2 separate regions of the Homo sapiens genome follow, and region 1 is linked to region 2. The links are chromatin loops, found by intact Hi-C in ENCODE. Cell type or tissue: breast epithelium. All regions are shown on one strand. Links, peaks and the distances in the headings refer to the core of each region. The heading gives the core; the rest is flanking DNA.

What was found. A loop is a pair of places that touch in the nucleus more often than their neighbours do. Peaks named below come from ENCODE experiments on the same cell type or tissue, not always from the same donor. Only the 100,000 strongest peaks of a DNase experiment are listed, where the experiment ranks them.
Region 1: a loop joins it to region 2, with 20 times the contacts of the local background. A loop is called at or near these places in 16 of 110 quality-filtered maps.

What each region holds. Positions count from the first base shown.
Region 1 is chr1:86,384,733-86,395,074 of GRCh38, forward strand. It overlaps ODF2L (outer dense fiber of sperm tails 2 like), which reads right to left. Exons shown (of 17, transcript NM_001366781.1): 2 at 2,183-2,354; 3 at 726-858; 4 at 1-69. The coding sequence starts at 2,295. Among named protein-coding and RNA genes, the nearest start is that of ODF2L, 6.4 kb to the right of the region's middle. In breast epithelium, for the core only: no CTCF peak of the experiment used is centred there; no DNase peak of the experiment used is centred there; H3K27ac peaks cover 486 bases.
Region 2 is chr1:86,463,106-86,473,447 of GRCh38, forward strand. It overlaps CLCA1 (chloride channel accessory 1), which reads left to right and starts at 5,822. Exons shown (of 14, transcript NM_001285.4): 1 at 5,822-6,028; 2 at 10,312-10,342. The coding sequence starts at 5,867. In breast epithelium, for the core only: no CTCF peak of the experiment used is centred there; no DNase peak of the experiment used is centred there.

The DNA.
Region 1 (10,342 bases), core at 3,637-8,636, 78 kb before region 2:
GGTGTCTAATTCTTTTATTAATATTTCCTTCTGTTCAGAAATCTTCAAATTCAATGCAGAAAGATTCGCCTGACAAATTATAAGAACCACATACACATTTTAAGACACAGCATTAAATAAAACCCTCTAAAATATATTATCAAACAATATTTTTTCCTACTAAACAAAATCATTCTTTTGTGCATAGTAATAATAAATGCTACGAAATTTGTCAATAGTAAATTGGATCTGTTATACAGTACATTAAAATAAAATGAAATCAAAATAAGAGCTTAGATTCTAAAAGCATTTTAGGCTTTTATTCAAATAAAAGTTATAGAAGATAATCTACTGTTTGTCCCTAATTTAAACTTTAATATGCTGAAATTTAAAAATAGTTATCTACTCCAAATAATACTATAGAAACAGATATATTTCATCTCTCAGAAGATTTTAGTTTAAAATTCACTCTTAAGAAAAGCTGATTTTCTAGTTCAACTCCGGGTAATTCAAACATCCAAAATATATTGTTTCTAGCTTAGCCTCTTATCAGGTGTATGCTGAGATTATCTTTCAGGAAAAGAACTGTAGTTAATGACACAGGAATAAAGAATTCTGATAAACCCTCATTTTTGGTATGAAATACTCATAAGTGAGCATACCTATATAAGATATGAGACCTCAGTTAATGCATTCTGAGTATTATACTAGCTTTTCATTTTATTATATATTCATAAGTCACTCACATTTTCAAAATTAATCTTTTCAATGGTGTCCTTAAATAGTGGCAAAAGCAATTCTACAGAATGAGTTACCAACTCCGCTTCCTTAAGTGTTGCTTCCAATTCAGTCTTTTCATTTAGAATGTCCTGCTTCAGGCTAATTACAAATGCACATACAAAATTTAAGTTAAATCCATTTCATTTAAAGATGCTCCTCAGAAATGCCATATCACCTATACAGTACTCTTAATAGCAAGGACAACTTTTAGTTCAAAAGTAGCTCGAAACTTGGACTTTGAGTGTAAGCAAATTTTAAGAATACTTTATTTTACTTATATTTTACTTGTACGTAATCACAAAAGTTATTTGGATTAAAGATGTACGTATAGTTAAGTTTGAAGGAGCATTTTCAATATTTATAAATAAAATTCCAAGTGATATGGAAACTCTTTAATTGGCAGCTTTTCTCTTTCTTTGTAAAACATAACGGCTCATTAACAACTGATGGCATCTTAGAGGCTATGTCAAAAATCTGTGTGTTCTTAAGCACAACTGGCTTAAAGTAATGAGCCTAAGAACATTCTATCTATAAACGACACCTGTCCCTTATTAAAAACCATGGGCAGAAAGTCAAGTGTGATTATAGATGATAAAATATTATTTTCATTCATAACAAATTCAACCAGAAGCTGGACTAAGCTATCCATACTGACAGTAATGGTATATACTAAGATTGCCATTTGACGGGGGGCAATATTTCATGTAAATAACAAGTGTATTCCCCACTCTAAAGAAGTATGACAAGTATTTGCTATATAGTAATATACCAAATGACAGTGATTTCACATTCATTAACTACATTTCTGATATCACATATTATATTTTCATTTATCTTAAATAGCTTTATTTTACAAATTCTTAACAGATGAGGTTTTCATTTTTTTTGTCTTTTTCTTTTTTGAGATGGAGTCTCGCTCTGTCACCCAGGCTCTGTCACCCAGGAGTGCAGTGGCATTATCTCGGCTCACTGTGACCTTCGCCTCCCAGGTTCAAGTGATTCTTCTACCACAGCCTTCCAAGTAGCTGGGACAACAGGCACACGCTACCACATCTGGCTAATTTTTGCATTTTTTCAGTAGAGATGGGGTTTCACCATGTTGGCCAGGCTGATCTTGAACTCCTGACCTCAAGTGATCCACCTGCCTCATCCTCCCAAAGTGCTGGGATTACAGGCATGATCCATTGCGCCCGGCCAGGTTTTCATTTTTAATTGCTTTCATTAAGATTCAAAAAAACTAGTTGAATTCTGCTAGATGAGTACACTTGTAATCAGATTAAATATATTTTAATAAATAAATACTAGATTTGGAAAAGATACTCTTAAAAGAATGCTGTATTTGATTCAAATAATTTATATTATAGACAAAACAGGAAATCCTAGAATCGGAAATTTAGATTTCCCCTGATACTGATGAGAATACCAGCTGAGATGACTTTCACTGGTACACCGTGGTAAATCTTCTTTCTCTGATATAGTTTTAAGATGGCAAAAGAGTTCTTCTGAATGACTTCCATCATTTACAGCCTTCTCCATAAATTCAGTAAATGGATTTATAGGTGGCTTCACAGCGACTTCTCCACATAAGCTGAAAGCTAGGAAATATTTTAGTTATTAAATTTATTTCAATAGAGTTTTTTTGTCATTACTCTCTCATAAAAAATAAAGGTTATAAGGATGTGTAAAAGAATAACATTTCAAAGACAAAATAAGAAGTATAACTGCTACTCATTGTTATAGTACTTCAAAATTGTATCAAAATTTCATAGCACAACCACTCAACAATTGCCAATTTCCATACACTGTTTCCAAAAGGCCTGATAATTCCTAAATAATCACAAGAGTGTAAAAATCTTTATTAGTCTATTTCTTGAAGTATTACAATATTTGAACCCAGCAGGACTATAAAACAAATATAAAAACCATGGGTTACCTATAGTCTGTCTTATTAGGCCCATGCCATAAGAAATGTATGTTATTTATGCCTAAATCTGTAGAAATTCAACTTTTCAAAGTACTTGGCAACAATAGCTACAAAGGATAGGATACTCAATTGCAAGTAGACTTTTCAAAATTAAATTCACTTACTTCTATTCCCAACTCAATCTAGAATATTATTGGTGATAGTGAAAAGACCAGACAGATGACATTACTTCCAAATTTTACCAATCTAATTGTTTTTACTCACACCTGTAGATGTCACTTTAAAAATGTGAATATTAATTTCTTCAAAACTACTCCAATTTAAGTAATGAGTTAGAGCTTTGGCAACCATTAAGGCTCTCTTTTCCCAACTCTAACAATATGTGGTAATGTCTTCCCTGACTTCATTTTATGTTTACACAAAATCAAAGGTTATATTTAAGGTTTTCTACATTTTTTTGGATATTTACCTCCTTGTAATTTAGTTTTATATGTCTGTATTACAAAACATATTATATTCAAGAATTTTTAACACTTAGAGTAGAAGTGAAATTACAGGTTGAAGATTATTTAAATTAGCCATTCAGAAACCTTCCAAAGTGTCCATAAAATGTATATATTTTATCTGAATGTTCTATATACTATAGAGACAAATATTTAGGAAACAGGCCAATGAAGTATGGTCACATTTTTTAAATACCAGAAAGTGAAGTCCAAAAAGAACTGCTGAGTAACCAACAGATAGTCTAGGATGATTCCCTTGAATGCTGCAAATATGCAACATCTATTACAATGGTATAACAATATTTCGAGCTATCTATAAACTAGAAGAATTACAAGTATACAAAATAAAATAAAAAACCAAACCTAAAAGTTAAGAAGAATATGCTCGGGATAAGTCACTGCAATCAAGAGAACCATCATCTACTAATTCATTCAGTTGCAATAGCTATCCCCATACAGAAAGCAACTGGTACCAACCCTTTTACTTGTTTAAATATTTGTCATATTTGTCTCTCTGTGGACTGGAATCTCAAGAAAGAATGTCTTTTTTATATTTGAATCCTCAGCACCTACAAGCCTTGTAAAAGCTAAGCAATAATTGAACGAAAACATTAAGGCTTAGAGCTTTTAAAGAATATAATGACTAAAGACTGCCTTTTTTTTTAAATTCACCCCTTGATTTGTCTTTTCAGGGATCATTAAAAGACAAATGGTTCCCATATTTGGAATAAAGGTTTAAAAAACAATGTAAGAAGATAGAAATTTTCAATTTGTAGAAAATATTTTACAAGATAACACTAGTTTGGTATCGGTATTTTATACACAACTTTTCTAAAAGTTTTATCATAAGATAAAGTCATAAAATTTTTCTGCTTCATCACCTATAATTGGTAACTGCCACTTATCTTAAAGGGTAAACAAATAAATAAAATCAACACACTGTAAAAATAGGAATTCAGAATGACTTTCTACCTAACATTCTAAAATGGAATCTACATTACATTTACTGATTTCTCAACACACAAGGAAGAGAACTATTTGTCTCAGGAATTTCCATGAAAATTATCAACAGTCATCTTCTCCAGGACAAATATTGTTCAGAGATTCCAAGGCACTCCACTGCTTTTGTGTTGTGATAATTGTGTAACAAAAAATAAGTGTTGAACAAAAATGTAATAATTTTATTTAGCATAAAAAGTCCTGCTTTATAAGAAATGCTATCATTTTATTGGACCAAATGTATTCTTGTATAGAAAAGCAGACATTTCACAATAAAATGTTTTCAGTAATGTGGAATATACTGTTAACTGACAAATGTACTTCTGTACAACTTGTCAGTGTTGGGTGCAACAAAGACACATATTCTGTATACATGTTTAAGGATCAAATCATTTTAAAGATAACTTAAAAATTCTTCAAACTGAATGATAAGAGTGACACTATCTATCAAAACCTCTGGGATACAGCAAAGGTGGTGCTAAGGGAAAGGTTCATAGCCTTAAATGCCTACATTGAAAAGTCTGAAAGAACACAAACAGACAATGTAAGGTCACATCTCAAGAAACTAGAGAAACAAAAACAAAACAAACCCAAACCCAACAGAAGGCAGGAAATAACCCAGATCAGAGCAGAACAAAATGAAACTGAAAAAAAAAAAAAATACAAAAGATAAATGAAACAAAAAGCTGGTCCTTTGAAAAGATAAATAAAACTGACAGAACATTATTAGCAAGATTAATCAAGAAGAGAAAAGATTCAAATAAGCTCAATTAGAAATGAAATGGGAGATACTACAACTGACACTACAGAAATACAAAAGATCACTCAGGCTACTATGAACACCTTTACACACATAAACTAGAAATCCTAGAGGAGATGGATAAATTCCTGGATACAACCCTCCTAGCTTAAATCAGGAAGAATGAGAAACCCTGAACAGACCAATAACAACCAGTGAGACTGCAATGGTATTTTAAAAATTACCAACAAAAAAAGAAGTCCAGGACCAGATAGATCCACAGCTGAATTCTACCAGACATTCAAAGAACAATTGGTACCAATCCTATTGACACTACTCCACAAGATACAGAAAGAGAGAATCCTCCCTAAATCATTCTATGAAACCAGTATCACCCTAATGCCAAAACCAGGAAAGGACATAACCAAAAAAGAAAACTACAGACCAATATCCCTGATGAACATAGATGCAAGAATTCTTAAAAGGCCGGGCGTGGTGGCTCACGCCTGTAATCCCAGCACTTTGGGAGGCTGAAGCGGGTGGATCGTGAGGTCAGGAGTTCAAGACCAGCCTGGCCAAGATGGTGAAACTCTGTCTCTACTAAAAATACAAAAATTAGCTGGGCATCGTGGCGGGTGCCTGTAATCCCAGCTACTCAGGAGGCTGAGGCAGAGAATTGCTTGAACCCAGGAGGCGGAGGTTGCAGTGAGCCACGACCATGCCACTACACTCCAGTCTGGCAACAGAGTGAGACTCCGTCTCAAGAAAAAAAAAATTCTTAACAAAATACTAGCTCACCGAATTCAACATCAAAAAGATAATCCACCATGATCAAGCAGGTTTCATACTACAGATGCAGGGATGGTTTAACATCCACAAGTCAATAAATGTGATACACCACATAAACAGAATTAAAAACAAAAATCACACAATCATCTCAATAGATGCAGAAAAAGCATTTGACAAAATCCAGCATCGCTTTATGATTAAAACCCCCAGCAAAATCGGCATACAAGAGACATACCTCAATGTAATAAAAGCCATCTATGACAAACCCATAGCCAACATAATACTGAATGGGGAAAAGTTGAAAGCATTCCCTCTGAGAACTGAAACAAAACAAAGATGCCCACTCTCATCATTTGTATTCAACATAGTACTGGAAGTCCTAGCCAGAGCAATCAGAGAAGAGAAAGAAATAAAGGGCATCCAAATCGGTAAACAGGAAGTCAAACCGTTGCTGTTTGCTGATGGTATGATTCTGTACCTAGAGAATCCTAAAGACTCCTCCAAAAAGCTCCTAGAACTGATAAATTCAGCAGTTTCAAGATACAAAATTAATGTACACAAATCAGTAGCAGTGCTATACACCAACAGTGACCACGCTGATAATCAAATCAAGAACTCAACCACTTTTACAATAGCTGCAAAAACAAAACAAAATAAAATAAAATACTTAGGAATATACCTAACCAAGGAGGTGAAAGACCTCTACAAGGAAAACTATAAAACACTGCTGAAAGAAATCATAGATAACACAAACAAATGGAACACAACCCATGTTCATGGATGGGTCAAATCAATATTGTGAAAAGGGCCATACTGCCAAAAGCAATCTACAATTTCAATGCAATTCGCATAAAAATACCATCATCACTCTTCACAGAACTAGAAAAAACAATTCTGAAATTCACTTGGAACCAAAAAAGAGCCCACATAGCCAAAGCAAGACTAGGTGAAAAGACATCACATTACCCAACTTCAAACTATACTATAAGGCCACAGTCACCAAAACAGCATGGTACTGGTATAAAAATAGGCACATAGACCAATGGAACAGAATAGAGAACCCAGATATAAACCCAAATACTTACAGCTAACTGATATTTGACAAAGCAAGCAAAAACATAAAGTGGGGAAAAGACACCCTATTCAACAAATGGTGCTGGGATAATTGGCAAGCCGCATGTAGGAGAATGAAATTGGATCTTCATCTCTCACCTTACACAAAAATCAACGCAAGATGGATCAAAGACTTAAATCTAAGACCTGAAACTATATAAATCTAAGACCTGAAACTATAAAAATTCTGGAAGATAACATCAGAAAAACCCTTCTAGATATTGGCTTAGGCAAAGATTTCATTACCAAGAACCCAAAAATAAATGCAATAAAAATAAAGATAAATAGCTGGGACTTAATTAAACTAAAGAGCTTTTGCATGGCAAAAGGAATAGTCAGCAGACTAAACAGACAACCCACAGAGTGGGAGAAAATCTTCACAATCTATACATCTGACAAAAGACTAATATCCAAAACCGACAATGAACTCAAATTAGCAAGAAAAAAAATCCCATCAAAAAGTGGGCTAAGGACATGAATAGACAATTCTCAAATGAATATATACAAATGGCCAACAAACATGAAAAAATGCTCAACATCACTAATGATCAGAGAAATGCAAATCAAAACCACAATGTGATACCACCTTACTCCTGCAAGCACAGCCATAATCAAAAAATAATAATAGATGTTGGCATGGATGCAGTGAAAAGAGAACACTTCTACACTGTTGGTGGGAATGTAAACTAGTACAACCGCTATGGAAAACAGTGTGGAGATTCCTTAAAGAACTAATAGTAGAGCTACCATTTGATCCAGCAATCCCACTACTAGCCACCTACCCAGAGGAAAAGAAGTCATTATATAGAAAAGATACTTGCACATGCATGTTTATAGCAACACAATGTCCATCAAACAATGAGTAAAAAAACTGTGATATACATATATATATAATATATACATGATAAAATACTACTCAGCCATAAAAAGGAATAAATTAACGGCATTCACAGCAACATGGATGGAATTGGAGACTATTACTCTAAGTGAAGTAACTCAGCAATAAAAAACCAAACATCATATGTTCTTACTTATAAGTGGGAGCTAAGCTATGAGGATGCAAAGGGGTAAGAATGAATCAGTGGACTTTGGAGATTCAGGGTGAAAGGGTGGGAAGGGGGTGAGTGATAAAAGACTACCAATTGGAATTCAGTGTACACTGCTCAGGGATGGGTGCACCAAAATCTCACAAATCACCACTCAAGAACTCACTCATGTAACCAAATACCACCTGTTCCCCAAAAACCTATGGAAATAAAAAATTTTAAAAAACCATTTAAAAATCCTTAAAGATGAGCAATTTTAAAATATTTTAAAATGTTTAAAGATTTAAATTTCCTATACAGAGACAATTTTGCCAGTCTACTGCCAAGAGGACATGTACTTAAAGCTTTTTCCAGGAGTGCTTGTAGGCTATGCTGATCCAGCTACATTCACTAAACTATGTTCCACTGTGGCCAACAGCAAGCATTTGGGGATAACTGCTCAGGGACCATGATGCTAGCCATGGTCAGAGAAAAAGGAAAATCATGGTCCATGACCTTCCTTAACACCTAGATCAGACTAAGTAAATTAACTAACTTCAGATGAATATGTATTTTAAAACAATATCTCTGAAGAGAATAGCATATGAAACCTGCACATTTTGTTTTGCCAAACACAAATTCTTAGAAAACTAACTTCCACTGGCTTCAAACACAGCTTCTACTGAAAAAAGTCACCATGGCATATTCAGCAAGGAACACAAAGTAGATACAGGAATCCTCTTTTTTTCCCCCTACTATTCTGGACACTAGTCAAACGTTTACTAGAGAGGTAATTGTATGAAAAAAAAAAAAAGGATAGGAATCTTGGAAACAGGCAAAAAGCTGGAAAATAAATCTTATGCGTAAAAGCTACCAAAATGGAAAAAACGTTTTCTGATACAGAGAGATTAGATTAGATAACAAATTAGTAATCCCTCTCTCCAATGAAAAAAGAAGGATGTATATTTAAAAGATGGGCTGCAGACTGGATAATATAGGAAGAAGAGTTGACAGCAAGAGTGACTGTTCTGTAAACACGGCATGTACTTCAAAGCCAACATTCCATTTCCTTCTCAAAGTGTTGCCCTGATTTCTCCAGCCCATCAAGAACTCTAAACAAAAGTATTTTCAGAATCATATAGTTTAGAATTTAACTGCTCCATAAATGCTCATATTTTAGTTCTCTTTTAAACTTGCTATTAACTGTGAGGACAAATAATACGCATCACTCTCTGCCCTAAAAAATTACCTAACACAGTGGGGAGCATAGATTAGGTTCTCAAATATAAGTTAGGGTGACTAAATTATTTACTGTTTAAACTCGGACACTTTTGAGTGTCCATATAGAGCCCAATTACCCGGAAAAAGACCTGGCCAAAGATGTTCAGAATATTGTCTAATCCCAAATAAAGTCACCATCCTGTACCAGACAAACATAAAGCATATTCCTTTCCTTCAACACGACAGCTGTTGCCATTTACTGAGCAGAGCACTGACTGACCTTATAAACATCATCTCACAAAAGCTTCACAAGGTTGTTATTAAAAAGCTATAAATAAGTAAATTAAATCTTAGAAGGGTTAAATAGCTTGTCCAAGATTACAAGTAAGGAATTGGTGGAACTCAGTTTTGAATTAAAAGCCATGAGATGGTGAAACCGCATCTCTACTAAAAATACAAAAATTAGCTAGGCGTGGTGGTGGGCACCTGTAGTCCCAGCTACTCGAGAGGCTGAGGCAGGAGAATCACTTGAACCCGGGAGGCGGACGTTGCAGTGAGCCGAGATCGCGCCACTGCACTCCACTGCGGCAGAGCGAGACTCCATCTCAAAAAAAAAAAAAAGCCATGAGATACTAAAACATAAATATAAAAATCTACAAAGCAAAAAGTAACACACAAACTTGCCTTTATTCAGTCAGGTTTTAATACTCATAAGTTCAATTTAGATTCAAAAGATGAAAACTGTTCTGGACAAGGAAATGAGTGATGAATGAGCTAGCTAAAAGCACAGACTACAATTCTAAAGAGAGAGAGCAGACCGCGACCAGATCACTAAATTCCATTGTTCTAAAGTTTGTCACAAGGAACTTTTGGGATAGAAAAACTACACTATAAATACACATCCATTGTGAAATAAGAAGATGAAAAAGAGAAGCAAAAAGCAAATCATAAACATGATCATGACATTCTTACTATAAGCAGAATATCAAACTAATTTCAAAAGCAGACAGGTTTTCTGCAGTTTGTTTCTTTTTCCTTTTTTTTTTTTTTTTTTGAGACAGAGTCTCGCGCTGTCGCCCAGGCTGGAGTGCAGTGGCGCGATCTCGGCTCACGGCAAGCTCCGCCTCCTGGGTTCACGCCATTCTCCTGCCTCAGCCTCCCGAGTAGCTGGGACTACGGGCGCCCGCCACCACGCCCGGATAACTTTTTGTATTTGTTTTAGTAGAGACGGGGTTTCACCGTGTTGGCCAGGATGGTCTCGATCTCCTAA
Region 2 (10,342 bases), core at 2,910-7,909:
TAGCAAATTGAAAAGGACACTACATCATGATCAACTAAGATTTACTCTAGGAATGTAAGAGTGATTTAACATTGAAGAATCAATCATTGTAACTCATTACATTATCAGAACAAAGAAGAAAAATTATATACTCATCTTAATAGATATATAAAGAGCATTTGATAAGATTCAACACCTATTCATGATTTAACTACAACAAAAAAACACCTCTCAAAAAACTAGGAATAGAAAAAGACTTTTTTTTGTTGTTTTTTTAAAGACAGGGTCTCAAGGTCTCACTCTGTTCAAAGTGAGAGTGAGAGGCAGGATTGCAGGAGTACAGTGGCTCTCCTGGGCTTAAGCAATCCTCCCACCTCGGCCTCCCAAGTAGCTGGGACTACAGGACATGGCACCACAACTGGCTAACTTTTGTATTTTTTGCAAAGGTGGTATTTCACCATGTTGCCCAGTCTGGTCTCAAACTCAAGCAGTCCTCCTGCCTTGGCCTCTCAAAGTTCTGGGATTGCAGGTGTGAGCTACTGCACCTGGCCCAAAGAGACTTTCTTAATCTGATAAAGGTATCTACAAAATATCTCTAGGTAACAGCATACTTAATGGTAAAATATAGAATTCTTTAGAATGTTTTTCTCCCTGAGATTGGGAACAAGAAAAAAGATATCCATTATTTTCACTATTCAATATTGTACTCAAGGTCCTAGCTAGTCCAATAAGAGAAGGAAACAAAAATATTGGAAAGGAAGAATCAATATGTAATTACTCACAAATGACATAATTATATACATATAAAATCCAGAAGAATCTACAAATACTAGAATTAAGTGAATTAAACAAGTTCACTAAATGTAAGGTCCATACATAAAAATTTATTATATTTTTATATACCAGCAATAAGCAATTAGAAAATGGAATTTTATAAAAATACCATTTACAATAGCACCAAGAAAAACCCCTAAGAATAAACCTAATGAAAGATGCACAAGATCTCTATCCTGAAAACTATAAACCACAGTTGAGAAAAATTAAATAAAACTTAAAATGAAGAGCCATACCATCTCCATGGTTTGAAATACACAATATAATAAAGACGTCAATTTTTCCAAAATTGATCTGTAAACTTAATGCACCCCTATAAAACCCAGATATTTGTATGTGAAATTGACAAGCTGCTTTTAAATTTTATATTGAAATGCACCTAATGTAGCCAAAATAGTCTTGAATAAAAACAAATCTGGACTGTTTACACTACCAGATAATCAAGGTAAGGATAGTCACACAGACCAATGGAACAAGGAACAGAACAGAGAGTTCAGAAGCAGACCTGCACATCTGTAGTCACCTCATGCACAACAAAAGCACAACTGTAATTCAGTAGGGGAAATTATGGTCTTTTCAATAAATACTCTCAACTTACTGGCTATCACAGAGGAAAACAAAACAAAACAAAAACCTTGAACCTTTCCTCACACCATACACAAAAATATTTTGAGATCAATCAGTATACCTAAATGTTAAAGGTCAAGCAGCAAGGCTTCTAGAATCATATATTGTATAATATCTTCATGAATTTGGGAAAGCTGTCTTAAATATGACACAAAAACATTATACATAAAAGATTAAATTGGACTGTACTAAAATTAAAAATCTCTATTCATCTAATGATACTATTAAGGCAAGCTACAAACTAGGAGAAAATATTTTCAATATATCTTTCAATACAAAAGACTCAGTATCCAGAACATATAAAGAACTCCCATAAATCAATAAGAAAAGACAATTTAATTAAAAATTGTGCAAAAAAAAAAACTTGAAGAGATACTTCACAAAAGACCAATATGTATATAAAAAGGTCTTTAACAACATTAGCCATTAGGGAAAATGCAAATCAAAACCACAGAACGATATGACTACACTCCCAAGAAAATGGATAGTTAGAAAGACTGACAGTACAATGTACTGGTGGAAATGTGGAATAACTTGTACAACCACTTGAAAAGTATTTGGGAGATCAACATAATCTAGTATCAAAGAAAAACTTCATGCAAACACTTGTTAAAGATGGTAAGGGGTGGGAGGCATGGTGATAGGTACAAGGACCATTGCAAGGAGGTCTTGCAGTTGGGGAGAGAAAGTAGATTAACTCCAACTCCAATAAGGACAAGTGGGAATTTATAACCAAGGAGAAGGGTGGGGTCAGTGGATGAAAAATGCCTATGAGGAAACATCAAGGATAAGGAATGTCTGGCTAAACTGACTTGATAGGGTTATTGCTGAAGGCAGGCCATGGTGGAAAGATGCTGAGAATGGTCAGATACCAAACGTGGGGATTTTCCCTAAACTGACTTAGCAGGATTCTTGCTCAAACTGGATTCTGCAAGGACAGAGAGGGAAGCCCAAGGTCAGACCTAGTCAGAGAAGACTCAGGATCCTGACTTAAGTTTTGGTCAAAGGAGGGAGTCTTTGTCACTAGATAGATGTATACCCTGTCACCCAGCAATGTCACTCTTTGTATATTTGCAACTGAAATCAATGCTTACATCTATGGCATCTTCATTCATAATAGTCCCAAACTGGAAATAGTCCAAATGTTCATCAAGAGTGGGTGGTAAGTAAATTGCAGTATTTTTTACAGTGGAATGGAATGGAAAAAGAACATATTACTGCTACATTCAACAACTTGGCTGAATCTCATATAGAAAATGTTATGTCACAATAGCGAAATGCAAGAGTACATACAGCATATTTCTGTTTATATGAAGTTCAAAAACAGGCAAAATTAACCTATGTGGCATAGAAGTCAGAATAGCAATTATCTTTTGGGGGGATTTACTGGAAGGGAATGCAAAGGAAACTTCTAGAATGCTGGAAATATTCTTTGGTGAAAGGTTGTCCCTTAGGGTGCTAACTCCCTGCATCTCTGGTTTCTGTTATTTGGCCCATTTGGGCTGCCTCTGACAAAGCCAGATCCCAGTACCATGGTGCAGTGATTTATCTGAGCCAAAAGCCTCCACACATCCATTCAATCCAGACTTGGGAACGGGAGAGAATGGAGGAGCTGCCCCCACAATCTGCACAGTGAAGGCCATGCTAAACTAGGCCCTCTTCCTGGGGAAAGCTAAGAAGAAACACTGGTATTAGGAGATGTGTGAATTTTAGCAGCAGCCAGGACTCTCCACTGAGCAAGCAGCCAAGACCCAGCTTGCAGGGAATGCCAAGCAAATTTGGAGAGCACTTAAACTGAGTCTGTCACACCAGATGACCTCTGTCATAGGGAAATGCAGCAGCTGCAGCCAACAAGGGCAGGACAACTAAAGACCCCACTCAGGGATGAAGGGTGGGATTACCCCAACAAGAGAACAAACAATACAGATCAACCAAAATGCTGAGTAAAAGTGAGGGAAATAGGTGATAAAGGAGGGAGATTATAAAAGCCTTGAGACCAGCTGTAACAGCAGGCATTGCAATTTATTTCAATAACCTTCTTGCCTTATGCACTTGAGCAGATTGCAATTGACCACCACTTTGAAGGAGATTCTGTAAATGATTAAACTTGTACCTTCTCTCAGGGGAAAAGTGAGACAGCTAGTGCTCACACACACAGAAACACAAATCCTACATTATAATATTGGAGCTTGATATGATGAAAGTACTAGAGTGAATCTGAGCAGCTCAGAGTGAACTGTATCAGACTCTTCTTATTGAACCTCCTCAGATTTGCTTGGTTCCATCTGTCTACCGGGCACTCAGTCATTTGCTCCACCTCAGTCACTATCCACTCCTTGCAGGTCCAAGCAGTTCCACTGCCTGAGGTCAAGCTGCCACCTCTTGTAACCCCTGGCTCCTCACATACCACAAGGCATGGGGGTCTCTCTTTCTAAGCGACTGCCGAAAGGGCTGGATGACACAGCCAGGAAGTCTGGGGGGAGATGATCACCTGTAGAAGATGAGAAGGAGCCAAACGCTTTTCCTTCCTCTCTCCAAAGGGCTGCTCCAAGGCGTGGTTTCTTTGCACAGCCCCTTAGGAGACAACCCACACAGGAAGGCAAGGGCGCCTGTGGGCTGGCCTGCTGGGTGTCTCCATTGCAGGGCTTAGTAATGCTCCTCCTTTAGTTGCTTCCCAGCCTTCCCTGACTCATTTCCCCATTCCCTCATTCTCACTGCTCTGGGATTAAACTCTCAAACTCTTAGCACATATGCCTGCCTTAGGCTCTGTTTTTTAGGGAACCCAGGCAAAGACACATACATTTGGGGTCTGAGATATCTTGGAATCTACATTTTTAAATTTTGTATGAATAATAAATGTATATGTATTTTGATATAAAAGCATATTTTGGATCATCTGGACAACCACATTATAATTGAGCATTTCCACTCTATTTCAGTGTTTCCCTTTTAACTGCTTAAGATTATGCTAGATATAAAGGGTATTCAATTAGGAAAAGAGGAAGTCAAATTGTCCCTGTTTGCAGATGACATGATTGTATATCTAGAAAACCCCATTGTCTCAGCCCAAAATCTCCTTAAGCTGATAAGCAACTTCAGCAAAGTCTCAGGATACAAAATCAATGTACAAAAATCACAAGCATTCTTATACACCAACAACAGACAAACAGAGAGCCAAATCATGAGTGAACTCCCATTCACAATTGCTTCAAAGAGAATAAAATACCTAGGAATCCAACTTACAAGGGACGTGAAGGACCTCTTCAAGGAGAACTACAAACCACTGCTCAAGGAAATAAAAGAGGATACAAACAAATGGAAGAACATTTCATGCTCATGGATAGGAAGAATCAATATCGTGAAAATGGCCATACTGCCCAAGGTAATTTACAGATTCAATGCCATCTCCATCAAGCTACCAATGCCTTTCTTCACAGAATTGGAAAAAACTACTTTAAAGTTCATATGGACAAGATGAAATTAATGCTTATCACCATCTGAAGACCAAATGAATTTATGAACGAAGAGATATTTCAAGTATTTCAATACAAGAAAATGGGGGGCCAATTTGAGGTTCCACCTGAGGTTTGGCAAATTGAAAGAATATACACAGCCACTGACAGCCCATAATTCATGTTCCTAGGGACATTTAGTTTCAGCAAAATAATTTAATGATGTTAATTGGAATTTTATTGACTGGTAGGAGCTATGCAATAGAGAAAGCAGAAATCTGATGAGGAACTTGGAGTATGCTTTGCAAAGTAAGATATACATTTTATCTTTACTCTCCATTATAAAATAGTCAATAATATCTACATCACTTGCTAATGCTTTTGGTACAAATGGATGTGGAATATAATTGAATATTTTCTTGTTTAAGGGGAGCATGAAGAGGTGTTGAGGTTATGTCAAGGTAAACAAAACCACCATTGTGGTAAAGACCACCATGAGGGATAACTGAATATATGGCTTACAAAATGTTTACTGAATAAGCAGAACAGTCTGGATTTTCCTGGGCAGGAGGGGGTTGGGGGCTTTGGGTGGGTTGGTGTCCATGGCTTGGTAAACATTTCCAAGAAGTAAACAAACCTATCAGCGGCCAAGCTGCTTGTCACCTGTGAGTGCTTCCAAGGAACCGGATGTGGGCTCCCCCACCCTTACCCCAGCATCTGGCACAGCTGAAGGCAGATGGAAATATTTACAAGTACGCAATTTGAGACTAAGATATTGTTATCATTCTCCTATTGAAGACAAGAGCAATAGTAAAACACATCAGGTCAGGGGGTTAAAGACCTGTGATAAACCACTTCCGATAAGTTGGAAACGTGTGTCTATATTTTCATATCTGTATATATATAATGGTAAAGAAAGACACCTTCGTAACCCGCATTTTCCAAAGAGAGAAATCACAGGGAGATGTACAGCAATGGGGCCATTTAAGAGTTCTGTGTTCATCTTGATTCTTCACCTTCTAGAAGGGGCCCTGAGTAATTCACTCATTCAGCTGAACAACAATGGCTATGAAGGCATTGTCGTTGCAATCGACCCCAATGTGCCAGAAGATGAAACACTCATTCAACAAATAAAGGTAAGTTCATAGTAATTATCCATACTTTTTTAAAAATAGCATAATGTTGTGATAGAGAGAACATGAGTGCCCTATTCCAGCTGCACGACACTGGCATGTATTTTTATGTCTAAGTCTCAGTTTCTTCATCTGTAAAATGGAAATAATAACAAGTTAACCATTAGGATTCTTGTGTCAGATAAGATAATGAATGCAATGCACATAACTCAGAGTGATATACTGTTGGCAACTGATAAATGATAAATTGATATGTACTGCTGTGGATTATGTCACTGAAAATTATTTAGTTCTATAGTAAGGCAGAGTCAGCTACATTTGACAGATATTGTGAGATGCACAGATCCTTTGCCTGATTTTACCCTTGGCACGAGTCAGACTCTCCTTTTATTCTCCTAATAGGAACCCCCTTCCCTGTGATCCTAAAAGGAGCCCCAGATGCAAATCTCTGATATAAGAACAACCCTGACCTTCTGATGGGAGAAAACCTTGCATTTTATCAGTCCCAATTCAAGGGATCCTTTCAGAGATTTCTTGCTACCTCTTATGTAGCAGAAGGGAAAGGAAGAAGACTTCCTGTCCTGGCAGGGGTATCTATACCATTGAAGAAGGTCTTGTACAACAACAAACAGCTAAAACTAAGAGGGAAATGCTTTATAAAAGACCGCCCTGGAATCTGGCTGTAACACATCCAGAGGCAGTGCTGTACTAGTAACAGTATTAGTCTGTAAAATGGGAATAATAATAATAAATATCTCCCTTATCAGATTTTGTGAGGATCAAAGTTTAAAATGCATGCATATAAAGGGAAGCTGGGTGGAGTATGTAAGAATACGGTGCAATACTTTGCATGTCTTCTGTTCATCTAAATTTATCTCAGAACTTTAAAAAATAACTTTAAAAATGCATGCATAGTGCCTGGTACATAGTAAGAGCTCAATAAATGGTGGATATAGTCATTGGCTCTCTCTAGATGGAAAATTAATAGAACAAGGGCCCAGAGGGATTTCCCCAGAGATCCACTGCTCTAAGCAGAGGCAAATATAGAAAGATAATGTTTGGAAAGAAAACCATCTCTACAGTGTGTGGTTAGAGAATTGCAGCAGTAGGGGATAGGGATAGGGAACAGAGTGGAGGGTGTCACTCACCATAAAGCTTACCTACTTAACCCAAAGAGGATCAGGCTGTCTGTGGTAAAAGGGAGATTCAGACCTCTTGAATCTCTCAATCATCTAAAATGTTGAGTGAGTTTTTGATTGTTTCTAAATTTGGAAGTGGCATCAGCAAACATGTGACCAGTGTGTTTCAGTCTCTGGCTAGACAGTGGGGTTCAGCAATATGCCAGAAGGAGAATGTAGATGCCGTATTCATCTTCAGTGACCGTGGTAATTTGTATCTACAGTATATAGTGACTAGAGCTTTCAAAGTGCTTCTACTTCATTGTCCTTGGAGGTTTTCCTCCCGAGATACGTACTTCTCGCTACAATTATTAAATTGTCTTTCCAGTATGGATCCTAAAGTTGGGGGTGAGATAAGTTGGCTTCCATCATTTCCTTCTCTGTAACAAGAACACTTTAGTGAATAGAATGCTCAAAGTCCCTAACTCCTTCCTATTTGATGTTCCAGATCTGCAGAGTTGAGGGACCTCGTTGAGGGCTTGGCCACCTTTCCCAACCATTCCTCCCTCTACTCCAACAACCTTCTTGCTGATGAGAGACTCTCCCCTGGTGCCCCTGTGGGGACAGAAGCCCCTAACTCAGCTTTTAAAATATTTGCTTCAGCAGGACAGTCCCCAGATTTCCCCACCTACAAGAGCAGTTAATCGCTCTGCACCACTTCCATCCACTGCATTCTTGCTAATATTAGCAGGGGGAGTACACGTCACAAGATGAGGAAGGGAGAGTCAGAGAGAAACTCTCTCTTCCCCCGTCAAATATACATACACACACACCACACGCACAAGCTCGTGTGCACACACACACGCCCATGCACACACGCAGACATACACGCACACACGCACGTCAGAAGGTACACAGTAGGGTTATTTTGGAGTCTCTGCAATGCTCAGCACCCCAGGCACTGTGCCTGTCTTGGCAGTTCTATACCACTTTGCCATTTACTAAACCCACTTTATTTATCCATTTGTTTGTTTATTCATTCAACAAATATTTACAGAGCATCTAAATTATGTCAGGTACTAGAAGTCCAGTGGTCAATATACTGTCCCTGTCCTGAAGGAATTTCTAGCCCATTCTATAAACTGTCACCCCCAACCTTCTCTCAGCCTAAGAGTCTAAATATGTATTAGGATATGAGGTCATTTTCTGAAAATCTGAAACAGATGCCAAAACAAAGATCCCTTATTATTGTTTCTATTACAATGTGGAAGACAAGAGCATTTCATGGTACTTATTCTTCCTGGGAGACATTGGAAATTCACATTTCACAAGTCAAATGGTAAAACAATACTCTAATATATGAAGTTTTATACCTACTTTTCAAGTTTTTGGTGATCTTGGCTCATTTTTTAATTTTATTTTTTAAAGTGACATAATATTAAACTCTCCTAGTGAGTGTTAAAAATCTGGGAGTTTTAGAAGGAGAAAATGTAAATCATTAAGAACACTTAAAAAAATAGAGGCAACCATTATTATCACTATTTGAAAGGGAGAAATTGAGGCTCAGAGAAGTAAAATAAGTTCTTTAAGTTTACCCCTTAGGAAGAGGCACAGCAGGACTTACCCGTGCACTAACACCCAAGTGCTGCTTCCCCATAAAATGGTGAAGCATTTCTGCTCCTAACACGACCCCCACTAGGCAATGGAGTCTAGTCACTCTGGTCTGTTCCCGCAAGGACTTTGCTCCTGCAATGACCCCTTTTTCTTTTACATTTTTGTTTTTTTTTTCATTAGCATAGAAATATTTTATAATATAATATTAAAACAAACAAAACTGTCTTGTCCTGAAGTCCACTTCCAGCTGCTGCCTATTTCTCCATTCCCCTTTAGTTCACAGAAAAACTTCTGAACCTGTTGTTGTCTGTATTTACTGTCTCCACTGCCTCACCTCCCACTTTCTTGAAACCACTCTTACGGAGCTGCTGTATTTATTCCACTACTAGGGCTCACCATGCTGCCAAGTCCAGTGATCAGTTCTTAGTCCTCATATGAAGTGATGGCTCAGCAGTGCTTGACACCGATGATCACGCCCTCCTCCCTATAGCTCTCTCATCCCACAGCTCCTCATTTCCTCTGCAGGCACTGACTGCCCTTCTGAGGCCCCTGTATTGGCTCCTCCTCTTTCTACCTCTGAATGCTGGGGTCCCCCACATTCCCTGGGCTCAGTCTTCAGCCTCTTTTTTCCTCTGTCTATGCTCACTTTCGAAGCAAATGGTTTTCAGTCCTAACAGATACACTGCCCCCTTTCTATAACAGTATCTTCTATCACTCTCCCTACTCTCTCGTCATAACATATCACAGGGAATCTGCAGACACATTTATAATTTAACGCTGCAGCTATTTCATTTTAGAGAAGTAAAATTAGGTGTAATTTGAAAATATATAATTATGCTATTTTCTTATATCTCTTAGTACCACACTGCACAAAAAATAAATACTTCTATCAGCACTTGGCAAAGTTTAAAAAAAAGAAAAATGAATCAATAAATAAATAATACCACAACATTTAGTATTACATTTAATTTGACTTAGTATATAATCCCAAAATTATTACAGGAGTCAGCAGGTGTTAAAATCACATTCACTTTTTCTCTTCATTACTACTTGCTGTGAGACCTTGAGAATTATACTAAGTCTCAGTTTCACCCTCAAAGATTTGTGGATTCTCAAAGAAGCAAGTGAAACGCATAGCTAATATTTTATACTTGCTTGTGCGAAGTAAACACTGTTCCTAGCACATCATATGTTTCACTTTGTTCCTCACCACAACCTTATCAGCCAGTCACTATAATATAATATTCCATTTTGTTAATGGGAAAACTGAGGCTCAGAATTAGAAATTGCCGAATGTCCCACAAAAAGTGGTGCAGCCAGGATTAGAGTCTGTCTCCAGAGTCTGCATTGTTACTGATTACTCGGTGACACAGAATATTTGGTAAATGCTCTCAAAGCTTAGCTATTATTATTAAAAGGTATTTCTATATTTCTTCTTCCCATCTTAACAAATAACAAGTTTTTGAAAATGTGAAATCCAGATGTGAATTTGAATGACTGATAATTTAATTTATTTTCAGTCAATTGTTACGTATGTTTTCTTTTTCTTCCCAGGACATGGTGACCCAGGCATCTCTGTATCTGC